3 separate regions of the Homo sapiens genome follow, and all the other regions are linked to region 1. Evidence: chromatin contacts called from ENCODE Hi-C or POLR2A ChIA-PET data. All regions are on one chromosome and are shown on one strand. Each heading gives the region's core, a stretch centred on a gene start or an enhancer-like site at or near the end of the contact. The rest is flanking DNA. Distances are from core to core; before and after follow the strand shown. Region 1 holds the start of PXT1 (peroxisomal testis enriched protein 1). Region 2 overlaps CPNE5 (copine 5). Region 3 has its middle 38 kb from the start of RAB44.

Evidence for each region. A loop is a pair of places that touch in the nucleus more often than their neighbours do. ChIA-PET counts read pairs that join two places held with the same protein, here RNA polymerase II (POLR2A). Pooled maps may share reads with other maps.
Region 2: a loop to region 1 is called in a map of gastrocnemius medialis, with 1.9 times the contacts of the local background. The contact joins the enhancer-like site here to the promoter of PXT1 in region 1. A Hi-C loop is called at or near these places in 2 of 168 maps with a recorded cell type or tissue (CD4-positive, alpha-beta memory T cell and gastrocnemius medialis), 21 of 37 single-sample maps with no recorded cell type and 17 of 50 pooled maps. POLR2A ChIA-PET finds 5 or more read pairs at or near these places in 5 of 52 experiments (Panc1, RWPE1, T-cell and 2 more).
Region 3: a pooled map shows a loop between it and region 1 (4-fold over the local background). The contact joins the enhancer-like site here to the promoter of PXT1 in region 1. A Hi-C loop is called at or near these places in 10 of 50 pooled maps. POLR2A ChIA-PET finds 5 or more read pairs at or near these places in 3 of 52 experiments (B cell, Panc1 and T-cell).

The regions. Positions count from the first base shown.
Region 1 is chr6:36,440,732-36,445,337 of GRCh38, forward strand. It overlaps PXT1 (peroxisomal testis enriched protein 1), which reads right to left and starts at 2,123. Exons shown (of 5, transcript NM_152990.4): 1 at 1,804-2,123. KCTD20 (potassium channel tetramerization domain containing 20) reads left to right here and starts at 2,269. Exons shown (of 8, transcript NM_173562.5): 1 at 2,269-2,380. RefSeq lists enhancers at 590-1,137, 2,622-2,721, 3,327-3,386 and silencers at 944-1,013, 2,172-2,461.
Region 2 is chr6:36,750,416-36,755,021 of GRCh38, forward strand. It overlaps CPNE5 (copine 5), which reads right to left. Exons shown (of 21, transcript NM_020939.2): 14 at 2,619-2,680. Among named protein-coding and RNA genes, the nearest start is that of RAB44, 55 kb to the left of the region's middle. Within about 2 kb of position 2,114, at least 14 of the 41 ENCODE cell types and tissues checked have a DNase peak (open chromatin) inside an H3K27ac peak, as active enhancers do; they include gastrocnemius medialis, where a contact is called at or near this core.
Region 3 is chr6:36,733,278-36,737,883 of GRCh38, forward strand. It overlaps the pseudogene GPR166P. Among named protein-coding and RNA genes, the nearest start is that of RAB44, 38 kb to the left of the region's middle. RefSeq lists an enhancer at 1,983-2,484. Within about 2 kb of position 2,633, at least 26 of the 41 ENCODE cell types and tissues checked have a DNase peak (open chromatin) inside an H3K27ac peak, as active enhancers do.

The DNA of each region.
Region 1 (4,606 bases), core at 873-3,372:
TGATGTCTGCCCAAAAAAGGTACCCAGTCTGATATGCTGTTCATTATATGAAATTTTAGCCAAAAGTTGAACCATTAACTATTAAAAGTCATGTTATCACTTATTTATTTTGGATGATGGATAACGGGTGTTTATTATATCTTTCTGTATGCTTTAATTTCCAAAATGAAAGTGTTTAAAAAATAATAATAAGACTCGGTAGTTAGCCTGATTCTCCAAACTTCAGGCCAGATTTTTGTATACCACAAATCTGCAGCCAGTGCAGTGGCTCATGCCTGTAATCCCCAAACTTAGGGAGGCAGAAGCAGGAGGATAGCTTGAGCCTAGGAGTTCAAGACCTGCCTGGGCAACAGAATAAGAACTCCATTCTCCACAAAAAGAAAAAAAAAAAAAAAAAGAAAGACAATATACAAATCTACGGGAAGGAATCTTTCCAGAAAGGAAGAATTTGTTTCAAGAACTGTTTTGCAGGAATATCAGAAGGTTTTTTATTTTTCTTTGACTCAAAGGCTGTAACACTGTACTTTATAAAAATGGAAATAAAGGCATTAGTTTGAACAATCCTCTATGCTGCTACTGTTGTAAAGTTTGGAGCCTATAACTCACTCAAATTGGTTTATAGCCATGTGTTTACTAAATCTTTTTTCATATTCCTTTTCTCCAGGCATACAGGAATTTATATCTCACAGCCTTCTTAGAGTCAGTCAGGTTGAGCCTGGTGACTAGTTCAGGACAGTGAAACGTCAGCAGAAGTGAAAAGGCCACTCACTTCTGGCAGAGGCAAAGGAGAGCCCTTACAGGATTCTCCAATCTAGCTCTTCTGCCAGCCCGGAAGTGCTGGGAGGGCAGAGCCACTGACGCAAGCAGCAGGGAAGCTGAGTCACCATGGGGACGTGAGACTGACTTACAGATGACGAGTGCAGCCTCACAGCCTAGTCCATGTTGAGATAAACACAATACAGTCCTGCATACTTTATAGTCATAAACGAGGGAGAATAGAAATGGAAAATGACCCTCTAGGCCTCTAAGACCAAATTATAATGAAAAAATTTATGTCTTCAGTTTTGAAAATTAAATTTTTTGACCCTGATAAAACAAATTTGCTATACAAGTATCCGTTAACCGTGTGAAACCTACTGAGTCAAACTATTTTCTTACATTCCTTCCACTTCAACACCAATTCTAATCCAATTCCAAATTAGTTTTCAGAGAGTCTCTTGTAAGGAAAAGGAGAATCGACTTCGAATTTTAAAATTTGTGCTATTATTAGTTTATAGAGCTTTCAACAATTTACAAATAGTTTGCATAATCAGTATATTTAATTAGTATATATAGACATATATATATATATTTGAGAGGGAACTTCACTGCAACCTCCCAGTTGCCTCCTGGGTTCAAGTGATTCTCCTGCCTCAGCCTCCCAAACAGCTAGGGTTATAGGCGCCCACCACCACGCCCGGCTAATTTTTGTATTTTTAGCAGAGACAGGGTTTCATCATGTTGGCCAGGCTGGTCTGGAATGCCCAACCTCAGGTGATCTGCCCGCCTCGGCCTCCCAAAGTGCAAGGATTACAGGCGTGAGCCACCAAGCCCGGCCTAGTGTAATTTTTAAAAGTACAAAAGCCACTAGAAACCGTGACAATAAGAACTTCCTTTTGGGTTTTCCAGCATTTGGTTCATAGGACATGGACCATATATAGATGTTTTTTGAATGCTGAAATCTTTTACTCATAACACAGTTTTCCCAGTAACTTGCTTCCGGTTGATTTAAAATTTGTAATACACCTTTGTAATAGCAGGTACCTTCATGAAACTCAGTATTTGAGAAAAATGTGGAGTTTTTCCCCCTTTCTTTTGGCCAGAATGTATATCCAGGGTAGTGACTTTCGAGCAAATGCGTTTAAGCAACTCCAGTATTCTTACTACGCTACCTCCAACCTCGCTCCACGCATGGGGAGATCAGGGTTCCACATTTTCGGGTAAGCATTAGCCGTCCTGGCGCTGCACGAGCGTATTCTACAATTCCGAAAACTACTAACTTTTCCGTCTGCAACCTTTAATAATTGAGAGGGTATGCGCAACTCAGAAAAGTGCGCCCGCTGAGGTTGGGTGCAGAGTGGACTGGAGGAAAGGCGACACCCATTTACGGTGCGGCCCCGGACGGGGTCCCCAGACACGGCCTTCCCGGCGTGCCACGCGCGGAGGGGACTCTTAACGTGAAGCGCTGGGTGACTCAGCCGCGTGGCCGCGCGGTCCGGGGCGGGGGGCGCGCGCCGCTGCGGCACAGCCGGTCCCGGCTGCGGCTTCTGGCTGCGCGGCCTGCGCGCGCCTCCCGGGCGGATTCCAGCCCCGAGCGGGACAGCGCGGCGGGGAGCGACGAGTAAGTGGCGGCGCGGTACGGTTTCGGGCGCGAAGACCGGGCAGGGAGAGTGTGGCGGCGGGCGTGGCCCGAGTCTTCCCTTTGTGGCCGAGGGGGCGTCTCCTCCGGACGCGGCGGCGGTTCGGACCCCCGAGTCGAAAGGCCGCGGGGCTGAGCTGGGCGCGAGGAACCTGTGGGCAGCGGCTTGATGGGCTCCTGTTTCCGCGCGGAGGGCAGAGTCTGGTGATCCTGGGGAGGGAGGCGACGCTGCGCCCAGGTGGTGGGCACAGCTGAAGTGTAACTTGACTGCTTGACTGCTTTTTGCAGGCCTCGGGTGGTTCATCCCGCCGGAGAGGAATGGCGAGAACCTGGAGTGTTGACTGGCAAAACATTTGCAGACGCGGTTTTTCTGGCAATTAATTGGCTCCATTAAAAATTAGGTAGTTGGTGGGGACTTCCTCCTGAACTCTGGAGCCGAGCGCATTTTGCTCGGTCTTTTCAGCCCTGTTTCCGCGTCTTCCTTCCCTGCCACCCGCAAATTGCCAGCTTTCATCCGTGGCTCTGAGTGCAAAAGAGCTGGGGAAAGCCTTAACCAGCAATTTTCTTTTAAATAAAACTTTGCTTTTTATAGCAGTGTCTTCAGGTTTAGAAGCCCAGTTCTGCACTATGAGAAAACTCTTCTATTTTGGAGTTTGTGATTCTTTCTGAAAATTCCTCAGTTGAAGAGATTTATTTTTAAATAAGAATCTAGTGAACAAACTAACATGATAAACAAGGCTGTGAAGGAACTGTTTAACCAGCTTATGAAAATATGTCCCAGAGTCCTTAGTTTTGTTCCTGTTCGCTGTGCGAGAAGTTGAGGTAGTTTTTTAATGGTCTTCAAAACAAAGTGTTGTAGTAGTGTCTGTCGGATGTGATGAATCCAGAGTCAGAGGACTTCCGCTCAAGGCCCCCACCTGAAACCCCAATTCCTAGGCCATAGTTCTGAAACAGAAGATTGTTCCTTAGTAATAAGGTTGCAGTACCCTAGCACCTCTTCCATAAATTTGATTCTAGAGATTTGTGATGGGTCCCTGAGTCTGGGATTTAAGCAAGCACCTGCACTCTTGGTCTGTTACTGATGATCCAGGGACCGACCACACGTTGACAGACACCACCTTTAGGCTGGGCTGGGAATTTTAAAAACTGCCCAACAGCCTTAACCCTTTGTCGATGTTTTCCTCCCCTGCCCTAAACCAGTCGTAGGACAAGAAGCCCTGACTCTCCAGAAGCCAATATGAGAAAAGATAGTGCTTTTTTTGACCCTGACACGGGGTAGGAAATGATTTTCATGCATATTCCGATATTGCTCTGATGGTTTAGAGATAGCCCATTAATCTTTTCCTTCTGAGGGCTGCTTCTAGTATCATCAGAGCTTAATGCCATTAGGCCAAATCTCCTCCGCCCAGCTCACTCAAGTCTCCCCATGGAACCAGGGCAGCCAATGCCATATAATTCCCATGGCCTTGACTGTCATATTATCTGGTATGTAGCAGTACTAGTAGCATTATGAGGGCTTTCAGTTCAGCTGGACGTTAATTTAGTCATCAAATACCTGCGTAATGCCTATTTTCCTCAAAGCACTGTAGTAGGCTGTTTTATCAACAGCATTGCAATATAGACACATATTTCTGGCACAGAGTTGCATTCCTCCTTTGAGGCAGAAATGAGGGCTGGATAAACTCCACTGCTGCCAAAAGGTTCTCTTTATTCATCCACAATTTGTTCCTTCCTGTTATGCCAGAAATACACGTACTATTCCAATAATCTCGTTTTCCTTAAGAAGTTAAGAAATACATTGTATTAGGCCTAACTGTAGTAGTTAGGTCAGTCTTAAATTCTGTAACAGAAGCCGGGCGTGGTGGCTCATGCCTGTAATCCCAGCAATTTGGGAAGCCGAGGCAGATGGATCACCTGAGGTCAGGAGTTTCAGACCAGCCTGGCCAACCTGGTGAAACCCTGTCTCTACTAAAAATACAAAAATAAGCCAGGCATGGTGGTGGGCACCTGTAATCCCAGCTACACGGGAGGCTGAGGCCGGAGAATCACTTGAATCCGGGAGGCAGAGGTTGCAGTGAGCCGAGATCGCGCCATTGTACTCCAGCCTGGGCAACAGAGTGAGACTCCGTCTCAAAAAAAAAAAAAAAAAAAAATCTGTAACAGAGACATCTAGTAACTTTGGTAAGGACAATAATACACGCATTTTTA
Region 2 (4,606 bases), core at 864-3,363, 310 kb after region 1:
CATCCCCACCTCTTTCTCCTCTTCTGCTGGCTGGGGGCAGAGCATCCAGAGGATTCCAGGCAGTAGGATAGAAGGAGCCGCAAAGCTAGCAAGAACCTGGGTCCCTGAATGACTGCGTGGATCATCTCCCCACCCAACCCTGCCATCCCACAGATGAAAAACAGACCTTTATTGGTATGAAGGCTTGAGGTTAGGGAATTATGTGTTACAGCAGTTGACCTACCATACTCATCTGCTGTTTGTTGTCACCCCCGCTTCAGTGTGGAATGTAGAACGCATGTCTTTGTTAGAGGTAGGGAGACATTTGGAGGGTGAAAGTCCCGCTCCCAGGGCCACTCTTGGGAAGATGATTCTGGCCTGTGGGACTATACTGGAGGGACACTGTTGGACTGGCTCTTCCAAATACAGGGTGAGGGGAAAGGCAGGCCTTGCTCTAACTAGTCCTCCCCTGCCCTGGGTTCTGAAAAGCCTTGGGAAAGGAAGCAATTGGAAAGCAGATCCTCTTGTGGGAAAATTACTCGCAGCAGCCTAGTGTCTCCTGCCTAAGGGTAGAACACAGGCTGCTGAGCAACCAGCTCCTCCTCTGACAGTGGGGCCAAAGTACCCATACCCTTCCTCCTGGGTCCAGGTGGGCAGGTGAGGGAGGCCAGGGAGGAGAGGATCCCTAGACATCAGCTTCCTGCCTGGGCATGCATGCCAGGCTCTCAGTCCCTGGAGCCAGCTCCCTCACTCAGGCTCTCCAGAGAGTTTAAAGAGAGGGCTGGCTCTGGGGCTATAACCTGCCCAGTATGGGTGGCACCAGCTTAGCTCAGCCTCTGAGGGCTCCTTTTCGATGAAACCTCACAGCATCCAGCCCTTTAACTCATCAGTCTCCATCTTCATCCCACCCCACCCGCTAACTGCAAGTCAGGCAGGCTAGACTGATTCATTACTATAGAATGAAAGGCAGCATGTTATGGGAGAAGGAACCCTGCCACCATCTAGGCGTGTGGCTTCAGGCAAGCTCTGTAAAATGGGGATAACTGTTCTGATCCTGCCCACTGTGTTCTGTAAGTTGGGGGTACTATGCAAATGAAAAAAATAAATAGGATGGACTGGGTGTGGTGGCTCATGCCTGTAATCCCAGCACTTTGGGAGGCCGAGGCAGGCGAATCACCTGAGGTCAGGAGTTCGAGACCAGCCTGGCCAAAATGGTGAAAGCCCGTCTCTACTAAAAATACAAAAATTAGCTGGGGGTGGTGGCGCATGCCTGTAGCCCCAGCTACTCTACTTGATAGGCTGAGGCAGGAGAATTGCTTGAACCCAGGAGGCGGAGGTTGCAGTAAGCCGAGATTGTGCCACTGCACTCCAGCCTGAGTGACAGAGCGAGACTCTGTCTCAAAAAATAAATAAAATAAAATAAAATAAAATAAACATAAATAAAAATAAACAGGATGAGGGGTGTTTGAGAGTTACCAGGTGCTATGGACTGTAAGGGGTGGCTGATTAATGGGATTGAGAGGGAAGCAATTTTGATGGGGGAAGAGTGCAAAGGCGGGGTCTGGAGTCAGCCCAGAGGAGGGGCAGGTAAGAGCAGAGGAGCTCCTGAGTGACTGGAGGCAGGGTGTGTGCTCAGTGGGTAGGAGGAGAGCTTGCAGCCTTGAGACTGCAAGCTCAAGGCAGCAGGGAGTGTTGTCATGGGAAAGTGAGTGTGGCTTCCCAGGACCTGACTTCTCCCTCTGCCCTGGAGAACCAGGCAGCCAAGGGTCCACTTGGCTGGGATGAGCCTTTGGCAGTTGCTCCTGCCTGTCTCCTTTCCAGACAGGTGCAGTCACTCACCTGCGGGCTCTTGGCTGCCCACGCCCTGACCTGGCACCTGTCCTGGCAGGCAGCATGCTGGGCAGGCTCTACCCTTAGAGCCAGGCTCTTTCCGTGAGCTGCTGGCTGGGGCCTCCTGGCTCCCCCATCTGTCTGGGCCTAGACACTGTGCCTGGTGGTTCTTTCTGCTCCTTAAACTCATGTTTGACCACCTGCTGGCCCCAGGACCAATCCCTGGCTTATCCCCAATCCCGCTGCCCTTACAGGGCCCTAATAACAGTGAGCAGGTTAATCACTGTCCCCCTCCCCCAACCAGACAGATCAGAGGTGTCAGAAGCTCAGAGCTGTAAGGAACCTTAACACTTACCTATTCCGTTCTCTTTGTGTACAGAGGAGGAAACTGATACCCTGAGAGGAAAAATGACTCACCCAAAGGAACCCAGCAAATTAATGGCAAAGAGAGGCCTAGAGCCTGGGCCTCCTGACTCCTATTGCAGGGTTCTTTCTACATCCCCAAGCCCTTGGCTTTCTGTCACGGAGTCCCTACCAGCTCCAGGTCCTGTCTCTGCATGGAGACCTGACATGACCCAGGCCAGCCTCCTTGGCTCAGGAGTTCCCTCCAAGCTGCTTGGGATCTGGGGATGTGCAGGGCTCTGGATGAGTTGTCTCAGCCCAAACACCAGGGTTTGCTCAGAGCCCAGCACCACAGCCTTCAACCAGGGCTTTGAAGAGGCCAGGGTGGGGCCAGAGCCGGTCCTGTCGGTGTGTGGGGCCCTTTCCCTCTCCCCAAGGCCCATGAAATTGGCTGTATCTCTTCTCACCCTCCTTTGATGTAGTCAAGGAAGGTGCACTCTGACTCCACAGCAAAGGAAAGCAGGGTGACCTTCAAAACAAAAGGGAGCTTGGTCAGTGGGGAGCCTGGGGTCAGGGGAGATGGGTTATGATTCGAGAGCTGACATTGACAGAACACTCGGCATGTGCCAGTTTTGCATGCATGACTGCATGCACTGCCCACACCACCCCATGAAGTACTATTATTATCCCCACTTTATAGCCAAGGAAACTGAAACCCAAAGAGGTGGTGCAATGTGCCCAAGGACACTGCCAGGGCAGAGAAGGGATCTGAAACCAGGGTGTGTCTGACTTCAGAGCCTGCACTCTTGACCTTGACGGAAGGGTCCCATCTGTGTCAGTGGAACCGGGGTCCAAGCCAAGGGTGTTAGTTTCCTCTAAGTGGGCACTGGCTCTTCAGCCCCAGGGACCTAGGGTGGGGTGTGGAGGACAAGGGGGCCCTCCTGGCACAGGCCTAACAACCTGCCAATGCCGACCAGCTTCAGGCTTCCATGTGCCTAGAGCTATTAGTCCTGAAATGTGCCTCTTTGGACTGTGCTTATCTTAAATCTTACTGGTCCCATCTCATCCCTCTCAGACCCAAGATCCTGCCTCATAAGTAGCCCATCCTTTTCCCCAGAGGTAACTGACTACCCCAGGCCCCCTCCCCCAAGCAGAGGCCTTTTAACCTATGCCCTGGCAAAGTTAGCTTTGGCTTTGCCAAGACAGGCAGCTACCTGGCAGCTCATTATCATAACAATTTAGAATCAAGGAGACAAATGAAAGCCTGGCATCCTAGGCCAATTATATGAGACAAGATTAGGGCAGAGGACCTTTCACCTGTGTAAGAGAACGAACTCCTCTCTGGTAGTTTGGGAGCCCCCTATTCATGAAGATTCAGCTGTTTTTACAGGCTCATTGGGAGGGCCAGGTGAGAGCACCACCCTTACTTGGCAGTAAGACCCCCAGCTATTGTGGTTAAGGTATTAGGCACCTGGATGAACCACAGGCCTCCTTCCAAGTGTGGCAGCTCAGACTTACTAGGAACCACGGCAGTGGCTTCAACCCTGACTGATGACCATGAGATGCCCTGGGGGCTCTTAGATCATCCTGCAGCCCAGACCCATTATAGCCGAGTTTCCGGGGCTACATGAATGTTTCAGAGATCTTCTTTTTTTTTTTTTTTTTTAGCTCTTCACGTAAGTCTAATCTGCAGACACAGTTGACCACTCCCCATTCCAACCCCCAGGATGAAGCAATGCCCTAACTGCCCTGACCATATGGGTTCACCCAGGGGCTCGCAGGGTGAAAGCAGACTTTCCCCTATTCAAAGGGTAGTGTCCCTAGACCAGAGCGTCAGCATCACCTCGATGCCAGGTAGAAATGCAGAAATGCAGATTCTTGGCATTTTCACAAGATCCCCAGGGGATTCTGCACACCATAAGTAAGGGATGAAAAGCACTAAACACAGATTCCTGGGCCTCCTAAAGTGGAATCCCAGGGAACTGGCCTGGGCGTCTGTATTTCAGCAAGCTTTCTGCATCCCGGGTGATTTTTCGCGATGAAGATGGGGAAATGCTGGAGTAAAAGGAAAGTCAAGAGACCTGGGCCTAGGCCCGCTCTGTCTCCAGCTCACTGTGTGACCTGGGACAAATCGCATGCCCTCTCTAGGCCACAGTTTCTTCGTCTCTAAAGTAAGAAGGCTGGATGAGATCAGTGGTTTTTGAACCTTTTTATTCCCAGCTGGGGAAGGTGCTGTCTTCCCTAGGGGAATTTAGGAAGGCGTGGGAGAATTTTGGGGGTTCTCATAATGACTGGGGCTCTACTGGTAGCTATGGGCAGCAGCCAGGGGTGCTAAACATCCTGTGAGATGAAGAATTTTCCTGCCCAAATGCTGACAGCCTCTCCACTAAGAAACACCGCAGCCTTGGACAAAGGAAATATGACTCCAAGCCCCAGTCTGTGAAGCAGTTACAAT
Region 3 (4,606 bases), core at 1,383-3,882, 290 kb after region 1:
TGTCTGGGCTCAAGTGATTCCCCCACCTCAGCCTCCCAAGTAGCTGGGACCATGGGCACATGCCACCACATCCGGCTAATTTTTTAGCTATTTGCAAACACAAGGTCTTGCAATGTTGCTTAGGCTGGTCTCAAACTCCTGGGCTCAAGTGATCCTCCCAATGTGCTGGGATGACAGGCGTGAGCCACCGCCCCCAGCCTGGGTTTGGTATTTTGTAATCCTTCAGGTACTGGGGAATTTCCTGGCTGAATCAATGGAAACCCCAGTTTCATAGGGGGACAAGCAAAGACAGTTCAAGGAACAGAGTTACAGAGAGAGAGAACGAAGGAGAAAGAGGGAGCAACAGAGGGCTGTTGCATCACACAGTCTTAGGCCCTGGCCCCAACCCCTCTTCTCAGTTCTGAAAGGAACGTCTCAGCAGCAGTGAGCCTTCCATCACCAGAGGCGCACAAGAAGACAGGTAATGCTTGGCAAAGGTGAGGTAGAGAAGATCCCAGCATCTGAAGCTGCCAAAGTTGGATTAGATTCCCTTAATGGACCCCATTCAACCTCCAGACTCCATGTGGATGATTCCCATGGTCCAGCTGATTCTTTGTGTGTTTTTGTTTTGTTTTGTTTTGTTTTGTTTTTTTGAGACGGAGTCTCACTCAGTCGCTAGGCTGGAGCACAGGGGCGCAATCTCGGCTCACTGCAACCTCCACCTCCCGGGTTCACGCCATTCTCCTGCCTCAGCCTCCCAAGTAGCTGGGCCTACAGGCGCCCGCCACCTCACCCAGCTAATTTTTTGTATTTTTAGTAGAGACGGGGTTTCACCATGTTGGTCAGGATGGTCTCGATCTCTTGACCTCATAATCCACCCGCCTCGGCCTCCCAGAGTGCTGGGATTACAGGCATGAGCCACCGCGCCCGGCCCTCCAGCTGATTCTTTTACTGGGCCCTTCACTGATCCTTTTTACCCCAATGTCTTCTCCCATCTCAGGTCCCCTCCCGCAGCCCACAAGCCTGCCCCTGAACTGAGCAGTTTCTCAGTGTGCTCAGAGAGAGAGAGAGAGAGAGAGAGAGAGAGAGAGAGAGAGAGAGAGAGAGAGAGAGAGAGAGGGGTGTGGGCTGCAGTGAGTGATGCTGGCCCTGGATAAGGATGGGAAACAGGTCCTATAGTTGCTAATGGCTCTTTCTCTGGGGCCCAGGGACCTGGCAGGCACCAACATCTCTGTCCTGTAGGCCAGGGAATTAATGAGGCAGGTAGGCAGGGTGTGATTCCTGGGAGAGGCAGTAGAGCAGACAGCCCCTGTCGTTTGGGGGCCCGGTACGGGAGTGGCCCCCAGGCCTCCCCGTCTCAGCTCAGCTCTGTTGTGGCCTCAGGCAACTCAGGTTCGCAGGAGGTGGAGTTCTGGGAGGAACTCCACACTGCCCAGCACCCTCTTTTGGCTTTCTTGGGCCGGATCCACCTGCTGGGCAGGGCACAGCTGTGCAAGGACCACCAGCCTTTCCTGCTGTCAAAGGGCTCACAAGCCAGGGAACAGGACCCAGGAACCTCAGAGCAGCACAAAGTAGGCAACGACAGCAGCAGGAGAAACTTGAGGTAGACTTCAGAGTGAACTTCCAGGCAAGTGGTGAGTTCTTGGGGCATGTCAGCCAAGGAGGCTCTGATTTAGGCTTAGCCAGAGTCTGATTAAGAAAAGGAGGGTGGGACTGGGCTGATGGGACTCAGGCTGTGGAGTGAGAAGGGAGGGCATGGGGAGAGAAGGAAGGCTGGGCAGGAGCTCTAAGAGAAGAGGGCTTTTGGGAGCTGAGGGTGAGCAGGGGCAGAATGACATCCCTCCTTTACCCAGTGCCTACCGTATGCCAGGCACTGTTCTGAGCACCTAGCTCGTGTTAATTCATTTAGCCCTCACACCATCAGGCGTGCTCCCCCATCTTACGGAAAAGGAAAGTACTGCATAGGGAGGCTGAGTAACTTCCCCGTAGTCACGTAGCAAGTAAGTGCTGGAGCCAGTGTTAAACGCAAACGCCGATACCCATAGACTTAACTCTGAAGTTATGCAACTGCTTACAGGAAGATGCGGATGCTTCGGGGAAGGAGGGGCCAGGTCCCTGAAGCCTCGTATTGCTCCCTGCCAATTCCTCTCCAGTAATAGTCCATGTCATTGGTGGGTGTGGACCAGGAAAAAGAGACGAAAAGGCAGTGATAAATGCCAGGAAAGTGGCTGGATGACAGCCTTCATCCAGGACAGGTCCTTCATTTCCCCTCCTCCTGCCGTCTCTGAAGCTGGTGGGACCCGGGAAGGTGGCCGACATCAGAATTCACAGAGGCCCCCTCTCCAGTCTCCCCTCAGCTGCCCTCAGGCACGTTGCTGCCCTGGGGCCCCAGAGACGAAGCCAAGTTCCCCAGGCTGGGGCTCTGCAGGAGGGACTCAGAGACTCCTTCAAACCTGGCTTTGAGCCCGCAGGAGAAGAGTGTCTCCAGCCCCCACCCCGGTGTGGTAGAAAAGGGGAGGGCAACTCCAGTAAGGACTCCTCTGCTATGTCTTGTTTGCTGCTGGATTCCGGGAACCTGGTCCAGAGCAAATGCTCAGGAAATATGTACTGAGTTAGCAGGCAAGCCTCCAGCTAAAGCTCCCGGGCCCTGGCCTGGCCTGCAGGGCGGCCAATGGTGACATCAGCCACTGGGCTGGCTCTAGGATGTCTACATCCCATCTTGTAGCCAGAGTCCTCCCAATCGGGGACTCCCCCTGCCCTTGACATGTGGGACAGAGTGGGGGTGAGAAGAAAGGTCTGACCACTGGGTGCAGACTCCCCCACTCTGCCAGGGGCCTGCACAGCATAACCTAGAGGGCAATGATTCCCAGGCTGGTCTGCCCTTAGAATTATTTGGGATCTTTCAAAAATGCTAAAGCCCAGACCAACTATGTCATGTCTCTGGGGGTGGGACCCAGGCTTCTGTATTTGTGAAACTCCTCAGGTGATCCCAAAGTGCAGAGAAGCTTGGGAACCACTGGAAGGGGCTTCACACCTTCTCAAAGCCCTTTCAGACCCACTTTTCCATTTGAACCTCAAATTAAACCTGCTTGTTTCACAGGGCAGGGTTTTTGTTTTGTCAAAAAATAGATACATATGTGTGTGTGTATGTATGCACATATATATTTATCAGATTATGAAAACAATGTGTACTCCCTGCAGAAATTTTAGAAATAAATTTTAAAGAAGAAAATGAAAATTACCCTAGTCTTACCACTTATGATAGTTACTATTGACATCTGTTTTATTTTATTTCCTTGCTTTCTTACAGCTGAGGAAACTGAGGTAGAGAAACATTAAGTAACTCTCCCAGGGGCCAGGTGCGGTGGCGCCTGTAATCCCAGCACTTTGGGAGGCCGAGGCATGAGAATCGCTTGAACCTAGGAGGCGGAGGTTGCAGTGAGTCAAGATCTCACTCCAGCCTGGGTGATAGAGTGAGATTCTGTTTCTAAAAAAATAAATAAATAAATAAATCCCAGGGTACTGGAGCTAGCAAGCAGCAGAGGCAGGATTTGAACCCAGGGTACTAATGGAGTCCATCCCATGGGGTTGTCATGAGGTCTGCAGGGGCTAATGTGTGCCAAGGACAGGCCTTATCTGGGCCCACTACATGCAGGGGGTCTGTGAAAAAAGGAGGCTTAGCAGGAATGGGGAAGGCGGCCTTTGGGGCTGGCTGGTTTCTACTTTGTCCTTGTGTGTTTGAAACAGAATGGAGCCCAATGCTACGTTCACCACGCAGCTCACGGCCACACCTGAGCGACTGCTCCGACTCATCTCTGCTGGGGTCTGTGGCCTCATCCTGCTGGTGGGGCTGTCAGCTAATGGGCTCATGCTGCTGGTGGTGGGCCGGGGCCCGGGCTCCCCCCACCCGCTCCACTCCCTGACCCACAGCCTCATGATGAACATCACGCCATCTGACCTGCTCTTCCTGGCCTGCGTGGTGCCTGTGCTGCTGCTGAGCTTCCTGCAGCACAACTGGTGGCTGGGCCCTGCCATCTGCACCATTAGCCAGGCCACCAACACAGCCACCACGTTCTGCATCTTCTATAGCATGGTGGCCACAGCTCTCCTGCGCCATGTGGCTGTGGCCCGGCCTGACCTGGCCTTCCCAGCCGGCTGGGGCACCCTCTTGCTGCTCTGTGGGGCCATGTGGGCCCTGGGCCTTACAGAATCCCTGCCCAACTGGCTGTTCCAGAGGGTGGCAGTGGAGGAGGAGACAGCGGGGGCTCCCAAGACCCAGGCCTGCCTCTTGCTCCTGAGCCCTGCTGGGACCTCCTGCTACATCAGCCTGCTGGGAGCCCTGGCCTTCCTGCCATGCACGCTGGGGCTGGGCTGCTCTTTCAGCCACGTGGGCTGGCTCCTGTGGACCCAGCCCCAAGGTCCCATGGGAGAGAGCATCCAGGAGCATTAAGAGAACATAGGGCTCAGCCTTGTGGTGCTGGTGGTTTTTGTGCTGATGTGGGGGCCCTGCTCCATGCTGGGTTATGTGGCAGCCATGGGCTACCTGCCTGCCACACCGGCTGCTTTTGTGGCCTCCAGCCTCTGCACCATCCTGGCCTACTCCAATTGCGCTGTCAGCCCTATCCTC